2 separate regions of the Homo sapiens genome follow, and region 2 is linked to region 1. A link is a loop called in an ENCODE intact Hi-C map of the cell type or tissue named here. Cell type or tissue: HepG2. All regions are shown on one strand. Each heading gives the region's core, and the rest is flanking DNA. Links, peaks and the distances in the headings are about the cores only. Region 1 overlaps SLC39A11 (solute carrier family 39 member 11). Region 2 has its middle 29 kb from the start of SLC39A11.

Region 1 (15,134 bases), core at 4,593-12,592:
ACACTTTTCTAGATAGAAGGAGAAGGAGTGTGATTCTTCAGTTTTATTCTCAATGAAATTAAGTTATAATACTTTTTGTCCTGAAGTCTACTTTGTCCTGATATTAATATAGTTACTTCTACCCCAGTTTCATTTTGTTAGTGTTTCCTTGGTATATCTTCTTCCATTTCTGTACCTTTACCTGAGTCTTTATATTTAATAAACAACATAACATTGTGTTTTACTTTTTCATCTAGTCCAAGGATCTCCGTCTCTTAATTGGAATGTTCAGTCAATTTATATTTAATATAATTACTGATGTGATTGGGTCCGTGACTACCATCTTACTATTTATTTTCTATTTATCCCATCTATTTTATTTTGCTCTTTGGTACCTGCTTTCCTGCCTTCTTTTGGGTTAATAAAATAGTTTTTAGTATTCCATTTTAGTTTCTTTACTGGATTTAAAAATGTATCTCTTTGTGTTATGTTTGCAGGTTGCTGTAGGGATTACAGTTTCCTTAACTTATCATGGTCTACCTTGAATTAACATTGTAATGGTCCATCATAGTCTACCTTGTAATTGTCTTATCATAGTCTACCTCGAATTAACACTTCATGTATGATATAAGAGCCTTAATAGCACTATACATCTATTTATCCCTCTTTGGTTCATACTATTTTTGTCATACATTTTATTTCTTCACATGTCATAAATCTTTAGTACATTGCTATATTTGCTTTAACAATCGGTTGTCTTTAAAAGAAACTTTAAAGTGAGAAAAAGTCTTCATATTTTCTCAGCCTTGACTTTTCCATGTACTTTCATTTTCACTGCTTTTCAGTGACAGTCCTCAGTAGACCCATATTTTTATCTAATATTATTTTTCTTCCATCTGGAGAACTACTTTTAATATTCATTATAGCTTAGGCCTGCTAGTGACAAATTCTCTTAGCTTTTATTTATCTGAATACATTTTTATTTTGCCTTCATTATTTGAAGAATGTTTTCACTGGATATAGAATTCTAGGTTAACAGTTTTTTTGCTTTTAGGACGTTGAAGATGAGATTCTAAGGTCCTCTGGCTTATGTTGTTTCTGATGAGAAGTCAGCATTGTTCTCCTATATGTAATGTGACTTTTTCTATGGCTGCTCCTAAGACTTTATCATTAGTTTTTAGCATTTTGACTCTGTTATGCCTTTGTGTGGTTTTCTTTATGTTTATCTTTCTTGATTTTTTTTTTTCTCCCAGTGATTAGTAACATTTTCTTGTTTCTTCTCATGTCTAGTAATTTTTTATTGTATGCTGGACAGGGTAATTCCTGTGTTGTTGAGGATCTCTATTTTGTTGTCTTTTCTTAAAGAAGTTTGAGTGTTGTCATGGCAGGCAGTTAATATGCTTGATACTCCCAAGTCTTGGTTTTAGGCTTTGTTGGGATGGATACCCTTTATCTGAGGACTGCAATAGCCCTATTTTTGTGGTTAATTGTGCTTCTTGGGTCTATAGATTGATTTATTTTATTTTTACTTTATTGTTTTTTTTTGTTATGGAGTCTTGCCGTGTTTCCCAGGCTGGAGTGCAATGGTGTGATCTTGGCTCACTTCAACCTCTGCTGCCTAGGTTCAAGTGATTCTCCTGCCTCAGCTTTCTGAGTAGCTGAGATTACAGGAGCCTGCCATCACGTGTGGATAATTTTTGTAGTTTAGTAGAGATAGGGTTTTTCCATGTTGGCCAGGCTGGTCTTGAACTCCTGACCTCAGGTAATCTTCCCACCTTGGCCTCGCAAAGTGCCTGGATTACAACCATGAGCCACTGCACCTGGCTGAATGTCTAGTAATTTTTTATTGTATATTGGACATTGTCAGTGGTCTATTGTTAAGAGACTAGATTTAGTCATCTTAAAGAGTGATGGATTTTATTCTGACAGGCAGATAATTTACTGGTGGTTCAACTTGATCCTGTAAAGTCTTGGTTTTCAGCTTTGCTAGGATGGGTATAGAGTAGCTTTTACTCGAGGCCTAGAATAGCTCTGCCCTTAAAGAGGATCTTTAGGGTCTCAACTGAATGACTGGGGTGTACAGTGAGATTTCCTTGCTAAGACTAGTTGGAATTTTATCTTCTAGTACCATATGACCTCTGGAATCTCCGTTCATCTCACAGTCCCTTAGAAAGAATTCTCTTTTCCAGGCCTCATAGCATTTTACTTTGCACATGCATAGCTTAGTATTTAGTCAGCAACTCATGGATATCCCTTTGCATATTTCTGAGATTTCTTGTTTGTGTGATGATCCTCCTCTGTGGTATCCTACTCTGCAAATTACAGCTGTGTCAGCAGTCCTGAATTTTATTTTTTATTATTTTGTTTTTATTTATTTTATTTTTGAGACGAAGTCTATATTGCCCAGGCTGGAGTGCAGTGGCGTGATCTTAGCTCACCGCAACCTCCGCCTCCCAGGTTCAAGTGATTCTCCTTCCTCAGCCTCCCAAGTAGCTGGGATTACAGGCACGTGCCACCACGCCCAGCTAAATTTGTATTTTTAGTAGAGATGGGGGTTTCACCATGATGCTCAGGCTGGTCTCGAACTCCTAACCTCAGGTGATCCACCTGCGTCAGCCTCCCAAAGTGCTGAGATTCCAGATGTGAGCCACCACTCCTGGCCAGCATCCTGAATTTCAATCTTTTTCTGTATACTGCTGCATTTCTTTATGCTGCAGTTTGGAAAGTCCCTACCTGCCCCCAGTGTTCAGGTGAACGTGGTGCACCCTTTGCATGTTTTCCGTCTGGCTAGGATCACAGCCCTGCATAGTCTATTATTGTCTAGTCCCTGAAAATAGTTGCTTTATATATTTTACTTAACTTCATAGTATTTTACTTATTCTAAAATAGGAAGTCACAGTGGAATTAATTGGAAACATTTGCTCCAGATTCTTTGCAGGTGTTTTTGGCCTCATTTTTCCCCCTCGTTTCTCTCTGCCCTCCAATCCACTTTGCCTTCTAAATGAAGGTGATTTAACTTGTAAGGTCATTTTAAGAAGAAGCTATGTGTGTTTCTGGCAAAAGTTTCTATACCTCTCCTTGCAGAAGTTGACTGATACCTGCTTCTAGAATTTTTGCTGCATTCTGGCCACAGGCATTTCTTTTAATTAACAGGCGCTTAAGTGGAGAGCTAGAGTCTCTTGATCATAATAAATGGAGTGTTGCTTCAGATGGCAGGAATAAGCATAATTGGATGAAAACCCTACACACAGAGAGCCAGGACACTGGCTGATTCAGGGAACCAACTGAAGGCTGACCCTCATGGGAAGGTGACTAGATTTAGCTTTGGTTCATTGGTTCTGAAATATTGCCACAGCTGCCTTAACTCTTCTCCACTTCAGGGGGACTGCTTACATTTAGCAAATCACTTCTTTGTAACAATGCAATTAGGTGCTCTTTGGGAGGTTTTGTGTGCATTGGAGTGAGGTGTGGTGGCTCACGCCTGTAATACCAGCACTTTGGGAGGCTGAGGCAGGTGGATCACCTGAGGTCAGGAGTTCGAGACCAGTCTGGCTAACATGATGAAACCCTGTCTGTACTAAAAATACAAAACTTAGCAGAGTGTGGTGGTACATGCCTGTAATCCCAGCTACTCGGGAGGCTGAGGCAGGAGAATCACTTGAACTTGGGAGGGGGAGGTTGCAGTGAGCTGAGATCATGCCACTGCACTCTAGTGTGGGCAACAGAGCGAGACTTTGTCAAAAAAAAAAAAAAATCAACTTTCTGATACTTCTTCACCCTGAGAGTCTCATTTAGGAGAACTGGAGTGGAACCCAGGAATCTTTACTTTTATCAGGTGTCTAGGAGATTCTGATGTAGGTAATCCATGGACCTCCCTTTAAGAAACATGATATAGTGGCTTTTTACAACAGTGTTCATTCTAAAACTGGACATATTGTCATATCTAGTACTGTATTTTCCCTTCAGAAAAGCATATAGGCAGAATAGTGACTATTAACCCATGATACAGATAGTAAAACTGAGACCTGAAGAAGTTACAACCTTCCCAGGGTCTGAAAGCATCTTGGTGTTAGAGCTGGACAGAGCCCAGCTGTCCAAGATGGCTATATTCTCCTCTTTGGACTCGTTGACCTTAGTTAATGATGTCATAGTCTAAGATGAGAAAGCACCGCCATTCCTCATTCTTTTCATTTTGCTCTAATCTCCTTCTTGGCTGGGCACGGTGGCTCACACCTGTAATCCCAGCACTTTAAAAGGCCGAAGCGGGCAGATCACCTGAGGTCAGGAGTTCCAGCCAGCCTGGCCAATATGGGGAAACCTCATCTCTAGTCAAAATACAAAAATTAGCTGGGCGTGGTGGTGCGCATCTGTAATCCCAGCTACTTGGGAGGCCAAGGCACGAGAATTGCTTGAACCTGGAGGTGGGGGTTGCAGTGAGCCAAGATCGCGCCACTGCACTCCAGCCTGGGCGACAGAGCAAGACCCTGTCTCAAAGAAATAATAAAAATAAAAATAATCGCCTCCCTGTTGTAGAAGTGCTGTTCCACGTGGCAGTTTGTTAAGGACGAGTTATTGGGGAGAATCGGATGGCATACAGGGTACATTGAAATACTCCAAATTATAAACTGTATATGCTAATGTGAGGTGTTATCCCTTGAGCTTGGGATCAGAGAGAAGTTTGGGATTTTTGCATAGGTCGTGACGTTATCCAGTGGTGTTTTTGTAGATTAATCTGGCACCAGATAATAGAATAATTTGGAAGAGTGAGAAACCAAAGGCCCAGGGACTAACTATGACATGAATGCAGTATTCCCAAAGGCAGGGAGGGCCCGAGATGATGAAAATGGAAAGGAAGGCATGTTTGAGAGACATTTAGAAGAAGGAACCGTGCAGAAGATCAGATGAGTGCTTATATGGAGGAAGAAAAAACAGTACAGGGCAATACCGAGGTTTCAGACTTCAGTGGCTGTGAGGCCATACCAGAGTAGGATGGAAACTCAGTATTTGGGAGGGATAGATGGGCGTGGAAGGGAATACAGTTAATTGGAGAAACATGAATTCAACAAGCACTGACTGATAGACTGTGCATGTGTTGAGTTTAGGTTGACAGTGAGGTACCTGAGTTGAGATGGCTCTAGGAAGTTGGGAGTATGAACCAGTGGCTCAGGGGCGGGATGGAGGCTGGAGTTACAGAAACAGCATTGGGAGAGCTCTGAACAGGAGAGGAAGATGTCACGCACGAATACATGAGATAGGAAATTGCTGCAGGCCGGCCAGGGGCTTATGTCCAGTCCAGAGGCAAGAGAAACGTGCAGCCAGAGGGTCAGATGACGCTGGGAGCGAAGAGAACAAGGGCCTCAAAAGCTGGCCCTCTGGGACTTGGTGAAGCAACGTGGGCCCCAGTTTGCTTGTATGTGCCCATCCGCATGGTTTTTTGTGAAAGGGTTTCGCTCTGTCACCCAAGTTGGAGTGCAGTGGCACGATCACAGTTCATTGCAGCCTTGAACTTCCAGGCTCACGCGATCCTCTTGCCTCAGTCTCCTGAATAGCTGGGATACAGCTCATGTTAACATGACCGACTAATTCTTTTTCAGTTTTTGTAGAGACAGGGTCTTGCTACGTTGCCCAGGTTGGTCTTGAGCTCCTGGACTCAAGCAGTTCTTCCACCTGGGCCTCTCAAAGTGCTGGATTACAGGCATGAGGCACTGTGCCCGTATCTAGTTTTTGATAGTTACTCAGCTGATTGATTTCTAACAGGACAGATCTGATGGGTTAATTGCACCGGGATAGGGAGTGAGAACTGAATGTTCCCAGCAACATATTCCTCCCCAGACATGCTGGGTCGAGGTTAACTGATCATCTCATTATAAACTGAAAGGACTTCAGGACGGGGTAGTGTGAGACTCTGGCTCTGCAGGAGGCTGAGGCCCCAGGAGACATGAAGTTGATTTAGGTGCATTCTGTGTTTATATGAGAGGGAGTGGGCTCTGCAGAGGATGGGTTAAGGGAACTAGTTGAAGGCTGGGGTGGCCAAAGTAAGCAACTCAGATATGTGAGGGTGTGTGGTGCGTTCACATCTGATTTATTTACGATTGCCAAGGCACAGCAGGGGGCACTGCTAAGAGAATTTGCACTGAGGCTTGGGTGTGACTGCCCTCCATCAAATCGCTGGGCCTCTGCGTCTCAGATTCCTGATTTAGGAGTCATTGGTGACAATGCCTACTTTCCTCCTCATCTCCTCTGATGCCCTGCTGTCTCCTTTCATTATCCCCTCATTGGTCCTGAAACCATGTGGATGTGATCCTTTACAGCAAGTGTGTCCAATCTTTTGGCTTCCCTGGGCCACACATAAAATACAGGAACAAATACTAACGATAGCTGATGAGCTAAAAAAAAAAAATCACAAAACCTCATAATGTTTTAAGAAAGTTTATGAATTTTTATTGTGTTACATTCAAAGCCGTCCTGGGCCACCTGCTGCCCGTGGGCCGTGGGTTGAACAAGCTTGCTTTAGAGGGAGGGCTGGCAAAGTACAGCCTGAGGGCCAAGTCAGCTGCACCTGTTCATTTATGAACTGTGGAATCCCCTGCAGCTGCTTTTGCAACACAGCAGCAGAAATGAGTAGCTGTGATGGTTGTGATTGAACACAGAAATAGAAAACCAAGTATCACATGTTCTTACTTATAAGTGGAAGCTAAACACCAGGGCCAAGTGCGGAGGCTCACGCCTGTAATCCTCACACTTTGGGAGGCTGAGGTGGGTGGATCGCCGGAGGTCAGGAGTTCGAGACCAGCCTGACCAATATGGTGAAACCTCATCTCTATTAAAGATACAAAAATTAGCTAGGTGTGATGGTGCACGCCTGTAGTCCCAGCTACTCGGGAGGCTGAGGCAGGTTCCTTGAACCCAGGAGGTGGAAATTGCAGTGAGCCGAGATTGTGCACTGCACTCCAGCCTGGATGACAGCAAGACTGTCTCAAAAAAATAAAATAAGGGCCAGGCACAGTGGTTCACGCCTGTAATCCCAGCATTTTGGGAGGCCGAGGCAGGTGGATCACCTGAGGTCAGGAGTTCGAGACCAGCCTGGCCAACATGGTAAAATCCCATCTCTACTAAAAATATAAAAATTAGTCAGGCCTGGTGGCTCGCACTTGTAGTCTCAGCTACTCCAGAGGCTGAGACAGGAGAATCGCTTGAACCTGGGAGGTGGAGATTGCAGTGAGCCAAGATTGTGCCACTGCCCTCCAGCCTGGGTGACAGAGTGAGACTGTGTCTCTAAATAAATAAATAAATATGTGGCTCTAAATAAATAAATAAATAAAATAAAATAAACATTGGGTACACATGGTCATAAGGATGGGAACAGTAGTCACTGGGGACTACTAGAGAGGGGAGAGAACAGGGGGCAAGGGCAGCAAAACTACCTACTGGGTACTGTGCTGACTACCTGGGTGACAGGTTCAGTCCTACTCCTAACCTTAGCATCACACAATATACCTTTGTAACAAACCCGCACACGTACCCCCTGATTCTAAGATAAAAGTTAAAAAAGAAAAAAAAAAACTGGGAAATACTATCTGACCCTTTGCAGAAACAGTTTGCTGATCCCTGATTTAAATACTTATTCAGTCGATCCTTTGTTTAAAAAGTTTTTTAAATTTTTGTGGCTGCGTAGTAGGTGTATATGGGGCACATTAAATGTTTTGATATAGTCACGTATAACGATCACATCATGGAAAATGGGGTATTCCCTCAAGCGTTTATCCTCTATGTTACAAATAATCCAATTATATTCTTTTAGTTATTTTATTTTATTTTTGAGACAGAGTCTTGCTCTGTCACAGGATGGAGTGCAGTGGCATGATCTTGGCTCACTGCAACGTCTGCTTCCCGGGTTCAAGCAATTCTTCTGCCTCAAACTCCCCAGTAGCTGGGACTACAGGCGCCTGCCACCACGCCCGGCTAGTTTTTCTATTTTTTGGTAGAGATGGGTTTTCACCATGTTGGCCAGGCTGGTCTCAAACTCCTGACCTCGGGTGATCTACACGCCTCGGCCTCCCAAAGAGCTGGGATTATAGGAGTGAACCACCGCACCTGGCCATCTTTCAGTCATTTAAAAATGTACAACTAGGGCCAGGGGCAGTGGCTCACACCTGTAATCCCAACACTTTGGGAGGCCGAGGCGTGTGGATCACCTGAGGTCAGGAGTTCGAGACCAGCCTGGCCAACATGGTGAAACCCCATCTCTACCCAAAATACAAAAACTAGCCGGGCATGGTGGTGGGTGCCCGTAGTTCCAGCTACTTGAGAAGCTGAGGCAGGAGAATTGCTTGAACCTAGGAGGCGAAGGTTGCAGTGAGCCAAGATCGCGCCGCTGCACTCCAGCCTGGGCAACAAGAGTGAAACTCCATCCAAAAAAAAAAAAACCAAGAAAACCAGAAAACCAGAGGTACAATTAAATTATTTTGACTATAGTCACCCTGTTATGCTGTCGTATAGCAGGACTTATTCATTCTTTCTACTTTTTTTGTACGAATGATCTTTTGTCTATGTGCCCTGGTGACCTCTCTGTTCAGGGTACCTTCGTCTCCCCGCTCCAGATCATTTTCCACAGGCCCCCAGAGTATCCCACGCAGGTTGTGAGTCTGATTGTGTTTCTGGCTGAAACCCCTTCAAGGGCTCCTCTACCTTCCATTTGCAGTTCTGTTTTCATAGAGTGCTTCCCAGAGTCCTTCTGATCTGGCCCTAACTGCCGTCTGCAGCCTGGTCCCTCCCTGCTTATCTCTTGCCATCCTTCCGGTTTCCTTCCTGTCCCCCCTGCCTTTGCGCCAGCTCTGCCTGGGGCACCGCCTCTGCGGTGTTTTGCCAGACTCTCTTCCTTACCCTTTGGGGTGCATCTTGTGCATTTCTTCCCCACAAGGCTCTCCAGACTTGCCCCATATCTTGGTTTCATTTTGTACTTTCCTCGTCCTGGCCCTTCCCTTCCCTGGGCTGTCATCACCTGTGTGCCTGTGTACCGGGGGCCTGAAGGTGGGGGCAAGGGCACAGATGGGTCATGTCTCTGCAGTGTCCTGTACACTAGCACAGTGCCCGGCACAGAGTAGGTTCTCAGGAGGTATTTGATGAATGAATCAATGAAAGAATAATTGGAGAGGTTGTGAAGATCAGAGGAGATCATTGTTAGGAAAACGCTTCCTTACGGCATCGAAGTTGAAAGTGCTTTACACATGTGAGTTATTTTTGGGGAGCAGATCCATGCCCGTTGCAATTGACCGCTTTTTTGGCCCTACAAACATGAAGCACAGATAATTAAACACGCAGGAGACAAAAAGAAAAGCTTAATCTGAAATTTGCCTGTGTCATTTGATTTTTCATGCCTTATTTACTTTCATAATTATGTTTGCCTAAGAAGCTAGAGACTCATACTGCCATTTACTACAAGCATTTTTCGAGCGACCTTTGAGTAAAGGGTGAGGTGGAGAGCAGGGAAGTTGCCTGTGTTGCTTTAGAAAAAATATTAACATCTAGACCTCCCTCTGGAGGTTCTGACTGATGGTGTCCATGGTACGGCCTAGGTACTTTTAAAAAAGTTCCCGTAAGGACTCTGACGTTCAGCCAAGGTCAGTGACCATTGATTGAAGGCTACCTATAACTCGCTTTTGTTTAGTTACTGGGTTATGTTTCATTCTCCATAATTCAAGTATCTTCCTGTTTCTTTTTGAAGCCCAAGTCTTCTCCTATTGCAAAAGACTAAGAAAAGAGGGAAAGAAGAATTGTCCTGCAGTTGATTAAGTAACAGTCCGAAGATGAAAAGGGAGAAAGGGTCTGGTTGTATTGATTGCAAACTTCAGACCACACCAGAATCACCTAACAAAATGCAGGTGCCGGGACCCCACCCCAGACTCTGTGCCTCAGAAGCTCTTGGGGTGAGGCCCAGGCACCTGCATTTTGAACTAGATCTCCAGGGGACTTAGATGCTCCCTCTAGTCAGAGAACCACAGTCAGTCCAGAAAGGCAGGTAGCAGCACAGCAGGAGTCTGGAAAGCTGTAACATCTGGGAGAAGAGTACCGAAACCTTGGAGTGGAGAGGGCTCCAGAACCTACTCATCTCCTGGGCTCCTTAAAAAATTTGTTGTATTCGATGAGAACACTTGGACACAGGGTAGGGAACATCACACACTGGGGCCTGTCGTGGGGTGGGGGGAGTGGGGAGGGATAGCATTAGGAGCTACACCTAATGTAAATGACGAGTTAATGGGTACAGCACACCAACATGGCACATGTATACATATGTAACAAACCTGCACGTTGTGCACATGTACCCTAGAACTTAAAGTATAATAAAAAAAATTTGTTGTATTGAGATGAAATTCACATAGCATAAAATTAACAATTTTAAATGGAACACTTCAGTGACATTTAGTACCTTCATAATTTTCTGCAACCAATACTGCTATCTAAATTCCACACATTTTCATCACCCCCCCAAGGAAACCCCATGCCTATTAAGCCATCACTCTCCATCTCCCCATTCTTCGCTTACTCTCCACCGCCTGGCAAACACTAATCCACTTTGTTTTTGTGGATTTACCCATTCTGGACATTTCATATTACTGGAATCCTATAATATGTGACCTTTTGGGTCTGATTTCTTTCATTTAGCATTGTGTTTTCAAGGTTGATCCATATTGTAGCATGTATCAAACTTCATTGCTTTTCTTTTTTTTTTTTTTTTTTTGAGATGGAGTCTCGCTCTGTCCCCCAGGATGGAGTGCAGTGGCGCAATCTCGGCTCACTGCAAGCTCACGCCATTCTCCTGCCTCAGCCTCCCCCGTAGCGGGGACTACAGATGCCCGCCACCACACCTGGCTAATTTTTCGTTTTCATATTTTTAGTAGAGACAGGGTTTCACCGTGTTAGCCAGGATGGGTTCGATCTCCTGACCTTGTGATCCGCCCGCCTTGGCCTCCCAAAGTGCTGAAATTACAGGCGTGAGCCACCCCGCCCCCCTGCCTTTTTTTTTTTTTTTTTTTTGAGGCAGGTCTCTCTGTCACCCAGGCTGGAGTGCAGCATTGCAATGGCAGCTCACTGCAGCCTTAAGGGCCCCAGGCTCAACTGATCCACCGGCCTTAGCCTCCTGAGTAGCTGGGACTACAGGCATGTGCTGCCACGCCTGCCTATTTTATTTATTTATTTTTTTTTGTAGTGACAGCATCTCACTATGTTGCCCAGGCTGGTCTTGAACTCCTGGGCCCAAGTGATCCTTCCACATCAGCCTCCCAAAGTGCTGGGATTACAGGCGTGAGCCACTGTGCCTGGCCGAGAACGTCATTGCTTTTTTTGGATGAAGAATATTCCACTGTGTTTGGGCGTGCCATACTGTGTTCCATTCATCCATTGCTGGACATTTGGGCTGGTTCTGCCTTTTGGCTACTGTGAATAGTGCTGCTAGTAAGATGAGTGACCAAGGATTTGTTTGAGCACCGTTTTCAGTTCTTTTGGGTCTATATCCTGGTGTCCCTATAATCAGGAGCACCTGATTAGGTTGAACCTGGTGGGCAGCCAGGCTGGTGGCTCATCTGGCCCACAGCTTGCTGGAGCCACATGTGTGAAGCTCAGCTCTGAATGGGAGGAGCTGGAAGGACACTTGGGCAGTCGGCACGGGCAGAGGGAGCGGCCTGGTCAGGGCAGTGTGGTTGTTTGGGTAGAGCTTCAGGCTAGCTTTCATTGTAAGTGCCTTCACTCTGCAAGGCTACAGAGGAAATAGCCAGAATAATCTTATTAAAAATATGTTTCTGCTGGGTGCAGTGACAGGTGCCTGTAGTCCCAGCTACTAGGGATGCTGTGAGGCTGGAGGATTGCTTAAAGCAAGGAGTTTGAGGCTAGCCTGGACCATTTAGTAAGACCCCATCTCAAAAAAAAAAAAACAAAAAAAAAACAACAAACCCCAACAACAAATGTTTCTTTTTCTTTTTCTTTTTCTTTTTTTTGAGACTGAGTCTCGCTCTGTCACCCAGGCTGGAGTGCAGTGGTGTGATCTTGGCTTGCTGCACCTTCTACCTCCTAGGTTCAAGTGATTCTCCTGTCTCAGCCTCCTGAGTAGCTGGGACTACAGGCTCACGCCACCACACCCCGCTAATTTTTGTATTTATGGTTGAGATGGGGTTTCACCATGTTGGTCAGGCTGGTCTCGAACTCCTGACCTCAGGTGATCCACATGCCTCGGCCTCCCAAAGTGTTGGGATTATAGGCGTGAGCCACTGTGCCTGGCCCAACCACAAATGTTTCTGACGATGTCATTCCGTGTCCAAAATCCTTTGCTATCTTCCCATCAAGTCCAGGCCTTTTTCCTCTTTTTCCCTTTAGCTTGGACTTCGTTCACCGTTCTCCTCCTGGCCCCTCCCTCCTTCCCTCCCTCCTTAGCTTGGGCTCAGGCCAGTCCTCCACCACCCAAACCACCCACCAGCTCCTGCAGCTGGTTCTCAGCACACGTCACACTGTTTGTCTTTTTGAGCCTTTTCTCGTGTTCTCCCTCTGCCAGGAACCACCTTCCTCCTTTTGCTTTCACCAGGCCAAGTCCTTCCTTTTCAGGTTTTGGCCATTGTCATTAGTCCATGATGATGATGGCGTTGCCCTGAGGCTGTGTCTGCTGTGTCTTGCTTTATTTTTTTGAGACAGAGTTTCACTCTTGCTGACCAGGCTGGAGTGCAGTGGCATAATCTTGGCTCACTGCAACCTTTGCCTTCCGGTTTCAAGTTATTCTCCCTCCTCAGCCTCCTGAGTAGCTGGGATTATAGGCATGTGCCACCACGCCTGGCTAATTTTTGTGATTTTAGTAGAGATGGGATTTCACCATGTTGACAGGGCTGGTCTTGAACTTCTGACCTCGTGATCCACTCACCTCGGCCTCCGAAAGTGCTGGGATTACAGGTGTGAGCCACTGCGCCCGGCCCTGTGTCTTGGTTTTGAATCTCTCTGTGGCCCCTTGACTGAGCGCCGTGCTGCGTGGTTGCTTAGCTGCCCATGTCGCTGATGGGCTGTAGGCTCCTTGGGCAGTGGCGTCATCATTCTTGTTTGCCTCTGCATCCCCAGCGCCTGGCACAGAGCCTGACACGGAGGGGCCCTGAAACTGATTTGCTACAGGAAAGAGTGAGTGTTCAGCCTGGAGCTTTATTCATCATTGAATCCTCGAGGCTTAGAACAGTGCCTGGGACATGGAGATGCTGAGGCCCCCTTAATCTCTCCCCTAACAACTCCCGCCGCAATAAACGCTTCCTAAATGTGTGAACGGTTGGGTGGAAAGGAGACTCAATCACGTACTGTCTGCAGTGTGATGACAGATAATTGTATATTCATCATTTTATATCAAGGGTCTTTGTGTTCCTGATAATTTTTGTAGGGGTGCGTGTGTGCATGTGTGTGTGTGTGTGTGTGTGTGTGTTTACAAACTGAATTCTAAGTAAAGCACCCAAGGCTTTGGGTACTTATTGTCTGAAGAATCAGGTGGTCGGGTGAACTAAAGCAGGGTGAACACACTTTTTCTGTAAAAGGTCAGATAGTAAATATTTTAGGCTTTGTAGCCACACACAGCATCTGCTGCTGTCTCTCCCCTCCCCATCCTCTTCTCCCTTCCCCTTCCTTTCCCTTCTCCAAGACCCTTTAAAAATGTAAAACACATCCTTAGCTCGTGGGCTGTACAAAACTGGCTGGATTTGGCCCACAATCCATAGTTTACAAACCTCTGATCTAGAAGATCCATTAAGGCCAGTTCTTTTAAAACTTTGTTTTGTGTTCTCATGTTGGATGTATTTATTTATATGTTGCCCTTTTTCTTGATGATGAAAATTATGTATGCTCATTTTATAAAGAAATGTAGAGAATAAAAACTCCAACAGGTAAGGAAAATACACTTTTAATCTCATCTCATGGACGCCACCCTTATCCATGTGTTGGAACATTGGCTGTCTGAGTATTTTCTGAGCTTTTTTTTCTGTACGGGACATGTCGTGACAATGACTCACAGTCATGGAGTGTGTGTCCTGTCTCAGGCACGGTGCCAGGCTCTCTATAGGCATTGTCTTGTGAGGTAGGTGCTAATGATAATTTTATTTATTATTATTATTTTATTTTTATTTATTTTTTGAGTCGGAGTCTTGCTCTGTTGCCCAGGCTGGAGTGCAGTGGTGTGATCTCGGCTCACTGCAACCTCCACCTCCCAGGTTCAAGCGATTCCCTTGCCTTAGACTCCCGAGTAGCTGGGACTACAGACCTGCGCCACCACACCTGGCTAATATTTTTTGGTATTTTTAGTAGAGACGTGGGTTCACCCTGTTGGCCAAGCTGGTCTTGATCTCCTGACTTCGTGATCCGCTTGCCTTGGCCTTCCAAAGTGTTGGGATTACAGGCGTGAGCCACCATGGCTGAGGTCACTCAGGTGGTGATGTGATCACAGACTCACGTGTTGAGATGGAGCCTCTGTGAGCAGGTCCCTAGGTGGCTGGAGCGGGCAGAGCCTCTGCATATAGAACAGGAAGGTGCTTTGTTGTTGCAGCAGAGCCCAGCCCATCCTGACTGGCACCCTGCACCGCAGAGACACTTGAGCAGCCTCCAAATTAATTGTGAGAGGGTGGCCATGAGGGTTAAATAAAATAACACGCAGAGAGTATCAGACACACAGTCAGGCATGCAGTAGGTATTTGATACGTGTCAGTTCCCTTATATCAGGAACTGTGGAAGCTCCTGGGGATAACTTTTTGGTCCTGTTTCTTATTTGCACAAGTTGTGGGTTCAGGCTTAACAAAACGTTGTGTGTGTGGGCCGGGCACGGTGGCTCACGCCTGTAATCCTAGCACTTTGCGAGGCAGAGGTTGGCGGATCGTCTGAGGTCAGGAGTTCGAGACTAGCCTGGCCAATACGGTGAAACCTCTTCTCTACCAAAAAATACAAAAATTAGTTGTAATCCCAGCTACTTGGGAGGCTGAGAAAGGAGAATCGCTTAAACCTGGGAGGTGGAGGTTGCAGTTGAGCTGAGTTCACACCACTGCATTCCAGCCTGGGGGAAGGAGCGAGACTCTGTTTAAAACAAACAAACAAACAAACAAACAAAACATGACATGTGTATATGTGTTGGGGGGTTAGGTCGGTGTGCTTATGTG
Region 2 (15,134 bases), core at 2,710-10,709, 110 kb before region 1:
TTGAACAATTCAGTGGCATTTAGTATATTTGCAATGTTCTACAAGTACAAATTCTATGTCTTTCCAAAAAAATTTTAGTCACTCCAAAATAAAACCCTATACCCATAAAACAGTCATTACCTATTCCCCACTCTGGCAGCCCCTGACAACCACAATCTGCTTTCTCTCTTTTTTTTTTTTTTTTTTTTTTTTTGAGAAGAGTCTCACTCTGTCACCCAGGCTGGAGTGCAATGCCATGATCTTGGCTCACTGCAACCTCCACCTCCTGGGTTCAAGCGATTCTTCTGCCTCAGCCTCCCGAATAGCTGGGATTACAGGCACCTGCCATCATGCCCAGCTAATTTTTGTATTTTTGTAGAGATGGGGTTTCATCATGTTGGCTGGGCTGGTCTTGAACTTCTGACCTTCGGTGATCCACCCATCTTGGCCCCCCAAAGTGCTGGGATTACAGGATTGAGCCACCGCACCCAGCCCAATCTGCTTTCTCTTTCTGCAGAGTTCCCTATTCTGGCTATTTCTTACAAATGGAATCATACAATATGTGGTGTTTGGTGTCTGGCTTCTTTCACTGAGCATAATGTTCTGGAGGTTCATCTGCATTGTGGCATGGATCAGCACTTCATGCCTTTTCATGGCTGAATGATAATATTCTATTGTATGGATAGACCCCATTGTGTGTATCCATTCATCAGTTGATGGACATTTGGGTTGCTTCTACCTTGTGCCTGTTGTGAATAGTACTGGCATGAACATTTATGTACAAGGATTTGTTTGATTTGAGTCTGTTTTCAATTTTGGGGGATACTATGATCACAGATTTTTTGCAGCTTAGGACTCACTCGGGTTCCATTCATTATAAGAAGCAGAGGGTGACGTGACTTGGCTCAGTGAGTTAGTGAAGCTTCAAATCTGAACTGGGGTTGGGATTTCCAGGCAGTGTTCCCACCACTGCACATGCTATAGTTTCATTTCCATCCCCTTCGCTGCCTGGCTGGGCCTCTGGAGGTTGTCTCCTGAAGCCCTGCCTTCCCACTGCTGTTCCTAAGGTAGCTGGAGGTGAAATCAGACTGTCCTTGGCAGCAGGGATTGGGCTCTGACCTCATATCTGCCCCATGTAAGGCCTTTTTTTTTTTTTTTTCTGAGACAGAGTCTTGCTCTGTTGCCCAGGCTGGAGTGCAGTGGCACGATCTCGGCTCACTGCAACCTCCACCTCCCAGGTTCAAGCAATTATCCTGCCTCAGCCTCCCAAGTAGCTGGGATTACAGGTGCCCACCGCCACACCCGGCTAACTTTTGTATTTTTAATAGAGACAGGGTTTCGCCATGTTGGTCAGTCTGGTCTCGAACTCCTGACCTCAGGTGATCCCCCCGCCTCAGCCTCTTGAAGCGCTGGGATTACAGGTGTGAGCCATCATGCCTGGCCCAATGTAAGGCCTTTGGTATGGCAGCCTTTGCTTTGGGAGCAGTGATAGGTGTTATGGGCCAGTTGAGGTGACCAGGGGAGGTTGTGGAAACTGCTTTTGTGGGAGGAAAGCAGTCTCTTTCCTCCCTGTCTCTTCGGATCTCCTCTCATGGATCCCTCCAGTGGATCCCCTAGGGTAGGAAAGAGATCCTTGCCCTGGGATTGTGATCCAAGTGATTTTAAGATTCACTGAGTTGGCTGGGTGTGGTGGCTCACGCCTGTAATCCCAGCACTTTGGGAGGCCGAGGTGGGCAGATCACGAGGTCAGGAGATGGAGACCATCTTGGCTAATACGGTAAAACCCCATCTCTACTAAAAATAGGAAAAATTAGCTGGGCATGGTGGTGGGCACCTGTAGTCCCAGCTACTTGGGAGGCTGAGGCAGGAGAATGGCGTGAACCCAGGAGTGAGCTGAGATCACGCCACTGCACTCCAGCCTGAGTGACACAGCGAGACTCCGTCTCAAAAAAAAAAAAAAAAAAAAAAAGATTCACTGAGCAGGTGGCAGAGGAGGCCAAAGGCCTTGGTGCTGAAGTTCTCTTTTCAGATGCTTTCTACTTTAGGAAGAATGATTTGTTAAGTTCCAAGCATCACCCATTGGTGCTATCTGGGAGTGCCATCATTGGTCAAATTAAATATAAGCAAGAAAGAGGAAAATGGATAAACTGATATTGAGTGGGAAAAAAAGAACAGAGCCTGCAGAGTAGAAAATGAGAACAGAAATGAGATGTTCCCATGGTGGAGAGGGCCGTGCCTCCTGCAGGCCCAAAAGCTCAGTTGCCTGCCTCTGTCTTTGACCTTGAGGGGCTGAATTTTCTCCAGCACTTAGCAAAGAACCCAGTGTGTGGTAGATGCTCATAATGAGTCAGCACAAATGAATGATGTCTTCCATTGGAATGAGGCTGGGATGGGGCACGTGGAGCTTACCAAGTTGCCACTGAACCCAAATCTTCGGGATTCTTTCTCCCTGAGATGCGAAATCAATTCTTGGGCATTCAAGTAACTCAGTTACCTGTGCTCCAGGCAGAATCAAAAAGTGAAATATCAGCTAGTTTGGGTTCAATTTTGAAAATAATCATGTCTAGGTCACTCTGGCTTCAGGTTCTCAATTTTCTGATTGACAGAGGTTGCGAGAACTCTGTATTCGCTTATTAGTCTAATGGACAGACTAGCCCGTGGCATCCCCGGGCAGAGCTGCTTTTATTTTCCACTGTATTCCTTAACTGACCACTGGGGGACATCTGCATTATCTAATTTATTCCTTTGGAGCATTTAATTTTGGATGATTGCTGCTTAAAGGTCATTTCCAAATAAACATGGAATGAAAGGTCATTGTACCCAGCTGAAGAATTATCATAAAGCAGCTTTGGTACTGCTCAATACCACTGCTGACCTCTTCTGCTGGCCAGCAGAGCCTGTTCCAGGACTAATTGTCTTGTCTTTTGCTTCTCAGCTCTGGATTTGGGGATGGAGGTTAGCAATTGGATGGCAACAGGTCCAAATCTCATTGCACATCTTTATTTATTGAAGTGCAGGCTAAGCTGTGGAGGCTCGATCATTTATTTTCTCTGCTGGCTTAGTTGGCAGGTAGATGGGGTAGATGGGGTGAATGTCATGAGCATGGCAAGTTGGGATTTTAGCAAGGCATTCACCATAATGCTTGGGCAAGCTAGGTGGGCTCAAGATCTGCCCACGGGGGCTAGAGCCCAGTGAGGTGTGGGTTCCAACAGAGGGAAAGGTATGTGCAGTGGGTTGCCATAGTGAGGAAAAAGAGTGTGGTCAGGAGGATCAAAAGGATTATGGAGGAGAGCAAAAGGCCCTGCGAATTGGAGAGAAAGGCAAAGAAGAGTGGAGGACACAGAAGTGAAATTGGTGGTTGGGAGAGTTGAGAGAGAGGTGGGTTCTGTAGAGAATGTAGAATTCTGGCCGGGCACGGTGGCGCAAGCCTGTAATCTCAGCCCTTTGGGAGGCCAAGGTGGGCAGATCACGAGGTCAGGAGATTGAGACCATCCTGGCTAACACGGTGAAACCTCATCTCTACTAAAAACACACACAAAAAATTAGCCGGGCATGGTGGCGGGCGCCTGTAGTCCCAGCTACTCAGGAGGCTGAGGCAGGAGAATGGCATGAACCCGGGAGGTGGAGCTTGTAGTGAGCCGAGATCACGCCACTACACTCCAGCCTGGGTGACAGAGCAAGACTCCGTCTCAAAAAAAAAAAAAAAAAAAAAAGAAAGAGAATGTAGATTTCCAAGGGCTTGCTTCCATTTAGAATGGGGCAAAGATTCTGTGCTAAGAGCTTTACACGTACCCTTCATACATCACATCAGCACTATGAGTTTGCCCATTTTGTAGATGAAATGGAGGTACTAGTTAATAACAGGCAGAAGTATGCTAGAATCCTGGCCGTTGGACAGCGGGGCTCCTGTGCTGAACCACCGTTCCACCTGCCTTTCTGAGGATATGGCTGGTGCATTAGCACACAGGAGGGCCTCAACCACTGGGGGAAGATACCAGTGAGGTGCTATTTTTTACCTATCAGATTTGGGGGGAAAAAAGAATTCCAAGTCACTGGTAATGGAAGTGAAATTTGGAGAACGCTTTCAGGAGTGTAATTTGGCAATATCTATCAAAATGAAACATGCACACACCCTATGGCCCAGTTTGCATTTCTTGGAATGGGTCCTGTAGAAATACCTTCCTTGGTGCTTAAAGATAGGTGCCTAAGAATAGTCGTTAGAGGCTGGAATCGGTGGCTCATACCAACAATCCCAGCACTCTGGGAGGCCGAGGTGAGAGGATCGCTTGAGCCCAAGAGTTTGAGACCAGCCTGGGCAATGAAAAGAGACCTCATCTCTATTAAAAAAAAAAAAAAAAATTGGCCGGGCACAGTGGCTCACATCTGTAATCCCAGCACTTTGGGAGGCTGAGGTGGGTGAATCACTTGAGGTTAGGAGTTCAAGACCAGCCTGGCCAACATGGTGAAACCCTGTCTCTACTAAAAATACAAAAATTAGTTGGGTGTGGTGGCAGGTGCCTGTAATCCCAGCTACTTGGGAGGCTGAGGCAGGAGGATTGCTTGGGCCTGGGAGGCGGAGGTTGCAGTGAGCCGAGATCACGCCACTGCACTCCAGCCTGGGTGACAGAGCAAGACTCCATCTCAAAAAAAAAAAAAAAAAAAAAGAATCATTGTTAGAACATCAGACAACGCAAAAGATTAAAAACATCTTCAAAGTCCTTCGGGAGGGGACTGGCCAATTTTAACACAGCCCAGCTCCAAATGGAGCACCACAGACACGACAAAAAAGGAAGAGGGAGAGTGGTGTGAAGCCCCTTGGGAAAGTATCTATGATATGCCACTCAAGTGAAAAAGACAAGTTCCAGAGTAAGATCTATGTAATAAAAGATGATAGTATAATTTAGTAATTATATAATTAATGTAATTGTAGCTCACATAATTTTATCTATACTTATAAATTTACATTTCTTTAAGTACATATACAGAAATACATGTAACTAAATAATTAGAAGTTATATGTGTATATGTGTGCATACATTTGGGTGTATTTATATAGATATAAACGTATGTATATGTATGTGTATGTATGTGTGTATACATCTATATCTATATATGTTTGCATATGACAGTAAAACATTTTAGAAGGAACTATCCAAGCTGTTTGCAGTGGTTACCTCTGTTGGTGAAGATAGAAGGAGGAGGATTTTACTTCATTTCAATTTTAATTTAATTTAATTTAATTTTACTTTTTGAGACAAGATCTTGCTCTGTTGCCTAACCTGGAGTGCAGTGGTGTGATCTCTGCTCACTGCAGCCTCCACCTCCTGGGCTCAAGTGATCCTCCTGCCTCAGTCTCCCAAGTAGCTGGGACTACAGGCACATGCCATCATGCTTGGCTAGTTTTTTAAACATTTTTTTTTTGTAGAGGCAGGGGTCTCACTATATTGCCCAGGCTGGTCTTGAACTCCTGAACTCAAGCAATCCCCCTGCATTGGTCTCCCAAAGTGCTGGGATTATAGGCATAAGCCATCACACCAAGCCTACTTTTTACCTTATATCCCTCATAAAAACAGGAAGGAAGGAAGAAGGGAGGGAGGAAGGGAAGGACGGAAGGAAGGCAGGAAGGGAGAGAGGGAATGGTGGGTTATGGGTGACTTTTCTTTCTCCTTTGTTCATTTTGGTATTTTCCAAACTGGAGAAGGAGGATGAGGCACAAAGTAGGAAGAATGAGCCCTGTGCGTAGACAGAGCCATTGTGCCCACAGGAAGCAGGGAGGCCCAAGGCTTCACGTTCTCGTCAGGGCACTCAAGCCTCAGCACACTCTGTGAGAGCGTGTTGAGAGTGGAGAGCTGAGAGAGGAGACCTAGTGGGTGGTGAGGGCCTGGGCTTGGTCAAAGGAGGAACGGTTGGAAAAACAGATTTTTAGGTGCAAGGAGGGAAGAGTTGCGGAGAGGACCTGAATGCTGCTTTTACATAAGAGGGAAAGGATTGATGAGACCTCAGAGGCAAAGCTAAAGCTACTGGGTAGCAATTCTCTGGAAAAAGACACCACACTTTTAATCGATGGGCAGTAGAGTCCCTGTTACAGGTCAGGTTTGGAAAGCGGTGGTGCTTCCACTGGTGGGTGATGTTGTGGTTCAGCCTTGGACTCAGAGAAGCTGACGCTCTGCTGTGCCTCTTCCTTGACATTTAAGGGATTTGTGGCCTCCTGCCACCAAGTGTTCCCAGGCCTGTTATTCGGGCTTTGTGCACTTTACACTTTTGTGCACAAACATTGCTTTGAGCATGGTAAAACATTAGCTATTATATGTAGTTTTTTAAAGGTCTTGAGATGGGTCAGGCATGGTGGCTCATGCCTGTATTCCCAGCACTTTAGGAGGCTGAGGCCAGTGGATTGCTTGAGCCCAGGAGTTTCACCACCCTGGGCAACATGATGAAACCCCATCTCTACAAAAAATACAAAAATTAGCTGGGTGTGGTGGTGCATGCCTGTAGTCCCAGCTACTAGGGAGGCTGAAGTGGGAGGATTGACTGAGCCCATGAGGTGGAGGCTGCAGTGAGCTGTGAGCACACCACTGCAGTCCAGCCTGGGCAGCAGAGTGAGACCCTGTCTCCAAAAAATAAAATAAAATAAAATAAAATAAGATAAGATAAAATAAAATAAATAGGTCTTGAGACCTCTCCCCTGTCCTTTCCATTCCTATCCCCAAGCTAGCCATTGGAGACTCTCTGGTCTAAGAGAGAGGGACATCTTTGAACCAATAAATTCACTGGCGAAGTTGGCAAATTTATTTATTGAGTGCCTACTCTGGATTTATTTCTTTAGGTGCTGGATATACCAGGCTGAACGATATCACCATTGTCTTCCTACTCTGGAGCTGACATGCTCATAGGGAAGACAGACCAAACAAACACCACAACCCCTTTCCCTGCCCCCCTACCATTGAAAACAAATAAATGAAATACCTACAAGTTATTTGTTTTCACACGCTGATCCCAAGATCCACATCCTTATCCATGACTCCTTCATTCGGTGAATGTTTAATGATCACCTCTGTTTAAAAGCAACCCCGTTGTGCAGGAGCCACCATCTTACTGATCCTCAAGTTCCTGAAGTTCATCCTGGCAGCAGGACTTTCTTATCATCTGATGCCCGAAGAGGGAGAAGGGACGGTCTCTCCTTCCAGGCTGGCGCTGGCTTCAGGAGGCCAGGCTGGCGGGCTGAGCCATTGTCGCTCTGTGAAACACATAGCTCCCTCCATAAACTTGCGTGATGTCAACCACCAGACTCATGTCTTGATTCCCTCTGGATTGGCTCTATCTTGCTGCAAAGCAATTATTTTAGTGTCTAGTCAATTCCTGTAAGATCATGCAGGAAGCTCAGCGCTCAGGCCCAAAGAAGGCATACAAGAAGAGAAAGAAATCTGACTGCCAGGAAGAATTGGGGCTGCTTATCATGTGGATGTCTTATCACTTTCTCTGTTTTCATGACTTAAGAACCCTGGGGGGCCAGGGGCTCAATGCCTGTAATCTCAGCACTTTTGGAGGCTGAGGAGGGGTGGATTGCTTGAGGCCAGGAGTTCAAGACCAGCCTGGCCAACATGGCAAAACCCCGTCTCTACAAAAAATACGAAAAGAAATTAGCCGGGCGTGGTGGTGTGTGCCTGTAGTCCCAGCTACTCGGGTGGCTGAGGCAGGAGAATTGCTTGAACCCGGGATGCGGGGTTGCAGTGAGCCAAGACTGCACCGCTGCTCTCCAGCCTGGGCAACAGAGTGAGACTCTGCCTCAGAAAATAAAAATAAAAATAAAAAAAGGACCCTGGGGTCCTAGGTACAACAGAGAGGCTGGTTTCTGATTCCCAGGCCCTAACAGATGCTCTGTGTCAGTTCATTGTCATGGGTGGAAGCCACCCTCTTCCAGCAGTGCACAGCTGTGGTCCAGATGTCAAACTTAGCCCAGCCACTTATCCCATATTTTGTTTTAGACATGCTGGAATTGGAGAGGAGCATCGATTAGTTGGAGAGAATGCAGAAAGAAGCCACCGTGATGAGAGCATTAGGAAATGGGACTACCTACCGTAGGGTCAGAGGAAGAGCCAAGTGGGGGAAAATAAATCTGAGAAAAGGCCGATTAATGATCTTTGAGTACGGAACACACTATCATGTAGATAGCTGCAATGTGGCCTTGTTGAGAAGGTTTAAACTGTATCACAAAAGAGTTAGGTTAGGTGAGGCAAAGTTACACAGTAGAATTCCACATTTTATGGAACCTAAGACTCTGCCAACCCAAGGATGCAGTATTTTGTGAACCGTCAAGAAAGAAAAAGTGTATAGTTCAAAACTCGAATACTTGCTTATACTTAGAATATTTAATTTTTACTTATTAAAAGAGCTCTTTTATGGTCAGATGTAGTGGCTCACACCTGTAATCCCAGCAGTTTGGGAGGCCGAGGCAGGCGGATCACTGGAGGTCAGGAGTTTGAGACAAGCCTGGCTAACGTGATGAAACCCCATCTGTACAAAAACTAGCCAGGCATGGTGCTGGGTGCCTGTAATCCCAGCTACTCAGGGGGCTGAGGCAGGAGAATCACTTGAACCCAGGAGGCAGAGGTTGCAGTGAGCTGAGATCATGCTGCCGCACTCCAGCCTGGGTAACAGAGCGAGACACTGTCTCAAAAAAAAAAAAAAAGAAATTTTTAGACTTAGTTTTATTATGTGCTGTGCATACTCATGAAGAAAACTATACATCTATGCATACATATAAATATACATTTTGCATGCATATAAAGGAAATATAATATTTAGAAGAGGAATCGCTTCCTCAAACTTTCTCATATTTGAGTCTGATGCTTCTCTATCACTTTTCAAGTCAGAGTACTTGAGATAGTATTTTTTCATATATTATCGTCTTTGTCTACAGTATCCATGATGTAACATTTCTTAAAAGATTCCTTAAAAGAACTAAAGGCCATTGTTGCTAATAATTGTTGCTAATATCGATTTAAGCCAAGTTCGTTGATTTAAGTCAAATATGTAGAGCAGCACTTCTCATCTCGAGCCTACATCGGAACATCCTGGAGGGCCTGAGACACAGATTGCTGGACCAGTTCCAGAAATTTATTTTCTTTCTTTCTTTCTCTTTCTTTCTTTCTCTTTCTTTCTTTCTTTCTTTCTTTCTTTCTTTCTTTCTTTCTTTCTTTCTCTCTCTCTCTTTCTCTCTCTTTCTTTCTTTCTTTCTCTTTTCTTTCTTTCTCTTTTCTTTTTCTTTCTCTCTTTCTCTTTCTCTTCTCTCTCTCTCTCTCTTTGTCTCTTTCTCTCTGTTTGTCTCTTTCTCTCTCTCTGTCTCTTCCTCTCTCTCTTTGTCTCTTTCTCTCTCTTTCTGTCTCTTTCTCTCTCTTTCTCTGTCTCTTTCTCTGTCTCTCTTTGTCTCTTTCTCAGACAGAGTCTTTCTCTGTTGCCCAGGCTGGAGTGCAGTGGTGCGACCTTGGCTCAGTGCAACCTCTGCCTCCCGGGTTCAAGCAATTCTCCCACCTCAGCCTCCTGAATAGCTGGGATAACAGGCACCCGCCATCATACCTGGCTAATTTTTGTATTTTTGTAGAGGCGAGGTTTCACCATTTTGGCCAGGCTGGTCTCAAACTCCCGACCTCAAGTGATCCGCCCGCCTTGGCCTCACAAACTGCTGGGATTACAGGCGTGAGCCACGGCGCTGGGCCCACTCCCAGAGATTCTGACTCAGTAGGTCTGGCATGGAGCTCGAGAATGTGCATTTATTTCCTGCCAGCTGCCAGGTGATGCTGATGTTGCTGGTCCAGGCACCACTCTCTGAGTAGTACTCATGCAGAGTAGGGTTGGCCCACTCTGCGCCTTCAGGAATGTTTCTGAAGACATCCAATTCCCTGCCTCCTTGCCCGTTCTCTATGACCATCAGTCTTTTATGGGCCAAAAGGGCACTCCTCTTGGATTTCCCTCCAAACCTTCTGGACTATCCTGAGAGTTTTTTGCAGGTGCTTTTGACATTGGCGCGTCGTCAGGCCCTGATGGCTGCATCCCACCTTATACCTGTCTGATGGCCATTGTCCTATTGCTGTAAGATGAATCCAGATTTCCAAGATGCTGAACTGGGGGTGGGAGCAGGGAGGAGAAAGTGCATCTTAAAATTGACAAATGGAGTAGTTAACCTCCTTTACATGCCTTGAGGAAGGGTGTGGCCCAGGCCAGCCCGGAGGCAGAGATGGGAATGGTTTCTCAGTCCATAAGCCTCCTGGGGCTACCCAGACACTAAACAGCACCTGCTCACAGCAGGGACCAGCTCTGCAAGTGCCCCATCTGGTATGGCCTTCTGCCTCATGTGATGATGGTGGGGGACTGAGCCAGATGGTTCACTCTGGTGATTCTAACGTCAACTACTCAGTCTTTTTTTTTTTTTTTTTTTTTTAACAATGCTGCTAGGAAACCTCTAATATCGTTCAGCATGGCACACTAATAAAACGGCAAAAGGTCTTTCTTGCACTCTGTGGCTGAAATAACAAAGAGCAGCTGTAAGTGGTGGGGCAGACGGCTTGAGCCCTGGCAACTGGGGACTGCTTGTCTTCATTAGTGTCACTGGCAGACAGCTTCCCCTTCGACATGGGGTGGGCCTGCAGGTCACCCAGCTGGTTCTCTCCAGAAGCCTGTTGGGTATCAGTGTGGCCTTGTTTTCAGGGTTTTTTTTTTTTTTCTTTTTTTTGGACAGGGCCTCGCTCTGTCACCCAAGCTGGAGTGCAGTGGTGTGACCTCAGCTCACTGCAGCCTCCACCTCCAGGGATCAAGCGATTCTCCTGCCACAGCCTGTTGAGTAGCTGGGACCACACGTGTGTGCCACCACGCCCGGCTAATTTTCTAATTTTATGTAGAGACAGGGTTTCCCTATGTTGCCCAGACTGGTTTCAAACTCCTGGGCTCAAGCGATCCTCCCTCTTTGGCCTCCCAAAGTGCTAGGATTACAGACGTGAGCCACCGTGCCATGCCGAACATAGTTTTCAAGACTTTAACAAACTCCTGGCAAGCACAAGCTCCCTCATGTCTGCTTTTGGCTCTTATTTCCATGAGCATGTCTTCTTTGTCTAAGCCAGTGGTTCTTGACTGGGGGCTGTTTGGCCCCTTAGGAGACATCGGGCAATGTCTGGAGACATTTTTGGCTGTCACAACTGGGAGGAGGTGCAATAACAGGTGCATCTAGTAGGCAGAGGCCAGGGATGCTGCCAAACATCCTACCATGCACAGGACAGCCCCACAGCAAGGAATGTGCCGCGCAGAATGCCAGTGGCGCTCAGGTTGAGAAATCCTGGCAAAGCAACCACTAGAGTCAAAATGTTCTGGACTGCTGCATTCTGTTTCTTGAAATCTGGAGAAGAGAATGAAGAGAGGAAACAAAATCACTCTTTAGCCTTCTTGCAGTGTGGTGTTGTAAATGGTCATAAAAAGCTATAATTCACTTGGCACCAATTTTGGATGGTTTCTTCTGATATTGAAACAGTCAAAATAAAATAGCACATGCACAGACTCATGGATGCTGAAGGAACAAATTTTATCTAATAACCCTATGTTCCTCACACCCGATGGGCACAGGTCCCCAGGAATCAGGTTGAAATGTGGGTTCTCATTCATCAGATCAAGGTGGGGCTTGAGATTTGAGATTCTACATCTTTTTTTTTTTTTTGAGACAGAGTCTCACTCTGCTGCCCAGACTGGAGTGCAGTGGTGCAATTTTGGCTCACTGCAACCTCTGCCCCCTAGGTTTAAGCAATTCTCCTGCCTCAGCCTCCTGAGTAGCTGGGGTTACAGGCTCCTGCCACCACACCTGGTTAATTTTTGTAGTTTTAGTAGAGATGAGGTTTCACCATGTTGGCCAGACCAGTCTCGAACTCCTGATCTCAAGTGATCAACCCACCTCAGCCTCCCAAAGCACTGGGATTATACGCGCAAGCCACTACACCTAGCCGAGATTCTGCATCTTTTTTTTTTTTTTTTTTTTTTTTTTGAGACAGGGTCTTGCTCTGTTGCCCAGGCTAGAGTGCAGTGACGTGATCATAGCTCACTGAAACCTCCGCCTCCCAGGCTCAAGCAATCCTTTTACCTCAGCCTCCGAAAGTGCTGGGATTATAAGCATGAGCCATTACACCCTGCTAGATTTTGCATCTTTAACAGGCTCCTTCGTGGTGCCTACCTTGCAAGCCCAGGGACTACACATTGAGTAGCAAGGTAGTAACCTGAGCTTTGGCTTTCTTTCGTGTGCAATGTGGTGTAGAGTGACCACCTCATTTTTGTTTGCCCAGGACTGTTCCAGTTAACACCAAAAGTCCCACATCCCTGGAAACCCCTCAGTCCTGAGTAAACCAGAACAGATGGTTACCCTATCAAGCCCCACAGTATCCCCAGGGGGCCAGGTAAGATTGGACCTAGTGAGCTTCTTTTCATAAGAAAGGCTCTGAGACCTGGTGCAGTGGAAACTCAAAGATGTTTGATTGACTCAGTTATAGTAAGTTTCTGTCCTATTCTGGGAATGAAAACAGGTATGATGTTATGTACTCCACTGCCTAACATTGGGGCACATTTTCTGTCACCAGGAGGGTAGTGCTTCTTGTCTTCCACCTGTGATTTGCATTCTCCACCAACAGATTTCTCAACTCCAGTCTTTTTTTTTTTTTTTTTTTGAGACAGAGTCTCGCTCTGTCATCCAGGCTGGAGTGCAATGGCGTGATCTCGGCTCACTGCAACCTCCAACTCCTGGGTTCAAGCAATTCTCCTGTCTCAGCCTCTCGAGTAGCTGGGATTACAGGCACATGTCACCAATACAAAAAATTTTCGTATTTTTAGTAGAGACAGGATTTCACTGTATTGGTCAGGCTGGTCTGGAACTCCTGACCTCAGGTGATCCACCCACCCTCGGCCTCCCAAAGTGCTGGGATTACAGGCGTGAGCCACCCCACCCAGCCTCAGCTCCAATCTTTTCTTGCCCCCATCCCTGTTGCCCACTGTGTCCAGATTCTTCCCCAACCCCTCCTTTGAGCAGGCCACACCCCTGCCCTAAAACTTTCATTATTTTCAGACTAATATAGTTCCCGAGGTTTTTATCCTTAAGGAAGTAAGTTTTGTGGTGGGTAGAAAAAAGTAAGAGATATTTTTAACTCTTCGGTAACTGATATTCTCTCAAGGGTGAGAAATATACATAAATCTTTTTTTAAAAAAGTTTCAAGATTTTATGTAATTCAGGGCTACAATGTTAGATCCATAGGGTCTGCGTGGATGTGGATTTGCAGGTGAATTAGAGTAGAATCAGTAGGCATGCTCTCTAAAACTCCTTTCTACATGGCTTGGCCAGTTTCCATGTGGTTGGCCAAACACTCCTGGTTAATTCCTATTTCCTTGTTTTGGAGACAGAGTCTTGCTCTGTTGCCCAGGCTGGAGAAAGGTGGCATGATCTCAGCTCACTGCAACCTCCACCTCCTGGGTTCAAGCAATTCCTGTGTCTCAGCCTCCCCAGTAGCTGAGATTACAGGCACATGCCACCATGCCCAGCTTATTTTTTATAGTTTTAGAAGAGACGGGGTTTCACCATGTTGCCCAGACTGGTTTTGACCTCCTGAGCTCAGGCAATCTGCCTGTCTCAGCCTCCCAAAGCACTAGGATTATAGGCGTGAGCCACCATGCCCGGTCCACTCCTGGTTAATTTCTTTTGCTTGTTTTTTTTTTTTTTTTCACTCCTGGTTAATTTCTACCTCTTTCAGCCTACCCACATCCTTCACATCCTGTAAGGATCTTGCCCTCACTCCACCAGTCCCCCTCGCTATTTCAGCACAGTAACCAAAATCCTGCCCAGCAAAGGCTCAAAGATGGGAAGCCTCTTCAAGAGAAGAGAATGAATAAGCATTAGGGAGAGGAGATCATCTCAGGGTGAGCACCCACTAGACCCACTAGGTCTCCTGCCAGCCTAATCACCCAATGTCTCTCCAGCCTCCTAGAACAGCAGCTGCACTTACTTTCTTGATTAATTTTGGACTTTGATGTTGTTGTGAGATCATGTACCAGAAGTCTTGCCTAAGAGTGTGCCCTGTAAAAATTAATTGTCTTAAAAAAAAAGTGAGTCACCGTTCATTTATTTGACAAATGCGTATTAAGTGTCTTCTCTCTTCACCAGAGGGATAATATACATACATTGTATTCCTCTTTAGGGCTGAGAAACCTTATCAGTATATGTATTAGTTCGTTCTCACACTGCTATAAAACACTACCTGAGACTGAGTAATTTATGAAGAAAAGAGGTTTAATTGACTCACAGTCCATAGGCTTAACAGGAAGCATGGCTGTGAGGCCTCAGGAAACTTACAATCATGGCGGAAGGCAAAGGGGAAGCAAGCACCTTCTTCACATGGCAGCAGGAGAGAGACTGAAGTGGGAGGTGCTATACTCCGTCAACCAACCAGATCTCATGAGAACAGCAAGGGAGAAGGCTGCCCCCTTGATCCAAAAACTTTCCACCAGGCTCCTCCATCAACACGTGGGGATTACAATTTGACATGAGATTTGAGTTGGGACACAGAGCCAAACCGTATCAGTATGTATGTTAGAACAGCAATGGACAAGGATTGGGAGCTGCTTATGTAGTTAACTGTTTTGCGAGGACATATTTACATTATTGTTTTCCTTGTTTCTCAAAGCCAAGGACAGTGTGTGTCATTTATTCTTTACCCCCTGCAGCAGTGACTTCCAACTTTGGGTTCCTAAGCTTGATGGGGCTGCTGGCATCACATCGATCAATTATTAATATTTCCAAATGCTGAATGAAGCAAAGGCAAATGATAATTCGGTTTCTTTACTTTTGGCTGGAGTGACAGCCTCGCAGTTTTGGAGCCCTGGTATTTCATACTGATCTGAAGCTCTGGTAGCTATATCAGTGTTTTTGATAAATATAAGATGGGGAAAAGAATGAATTATTTGCTAATACAATTTACTTGACTAACCATTTTTTGAGGGGTGTATTAGTTTGTTTTCTGTTGCTTATAACAGTACCAGAAACTGAGTAATTTATAAAGAAAAGAAATTTATTCCTTATAGTTACGGAGGCTGAGAAAACCAAGGTCAAGGGGCTGCACCTGGTGAGGGCCTTCTTGCTG

What was found. Peaks named below come from ENCODE experiments on the same cell type or tissue, not always from the same donor. Only the 100,000 strongest peaks of a DNase experiment are listed, where the experiment ranks them.
Region 2: it touches region 1 in a loop (14-fold over the local background); 2 of 110 quality-filtered maps call a loop at or near these places.

Annotation. Positions count from the first base shown.
Region 1 is chr17:73,004,938-73,020,071 of GRCh38, reverse strand. All of the region lies in intron 4 of SLC39A11 (solute carrier family 39 member 11), which reads left to right. Among named protein-coding and RNA genes, the nearest start is that of SLC39A11, 80 kb to the left of the region's middle. In HepG2, for the core only: a CTCF peak has its summit at 6,089 (motif pointing right); a DNase peak (open chromatin) is centred at 9,441; H3K4me3 peaks cover 905 bases.
Region 2 is chr17:73,114,467-73,129,600 of GRCh38, reverse strand. No RefSeq gene overlaps it. Among named protein-coding and RNA genes, the nearest start is that of SLC39A11, 29 kb to the right of the region's middle. In HepG2, for the core only: no CTCF peak of the experiment used is centred there; a DNase peak (open chromatin) is centred at 6,240.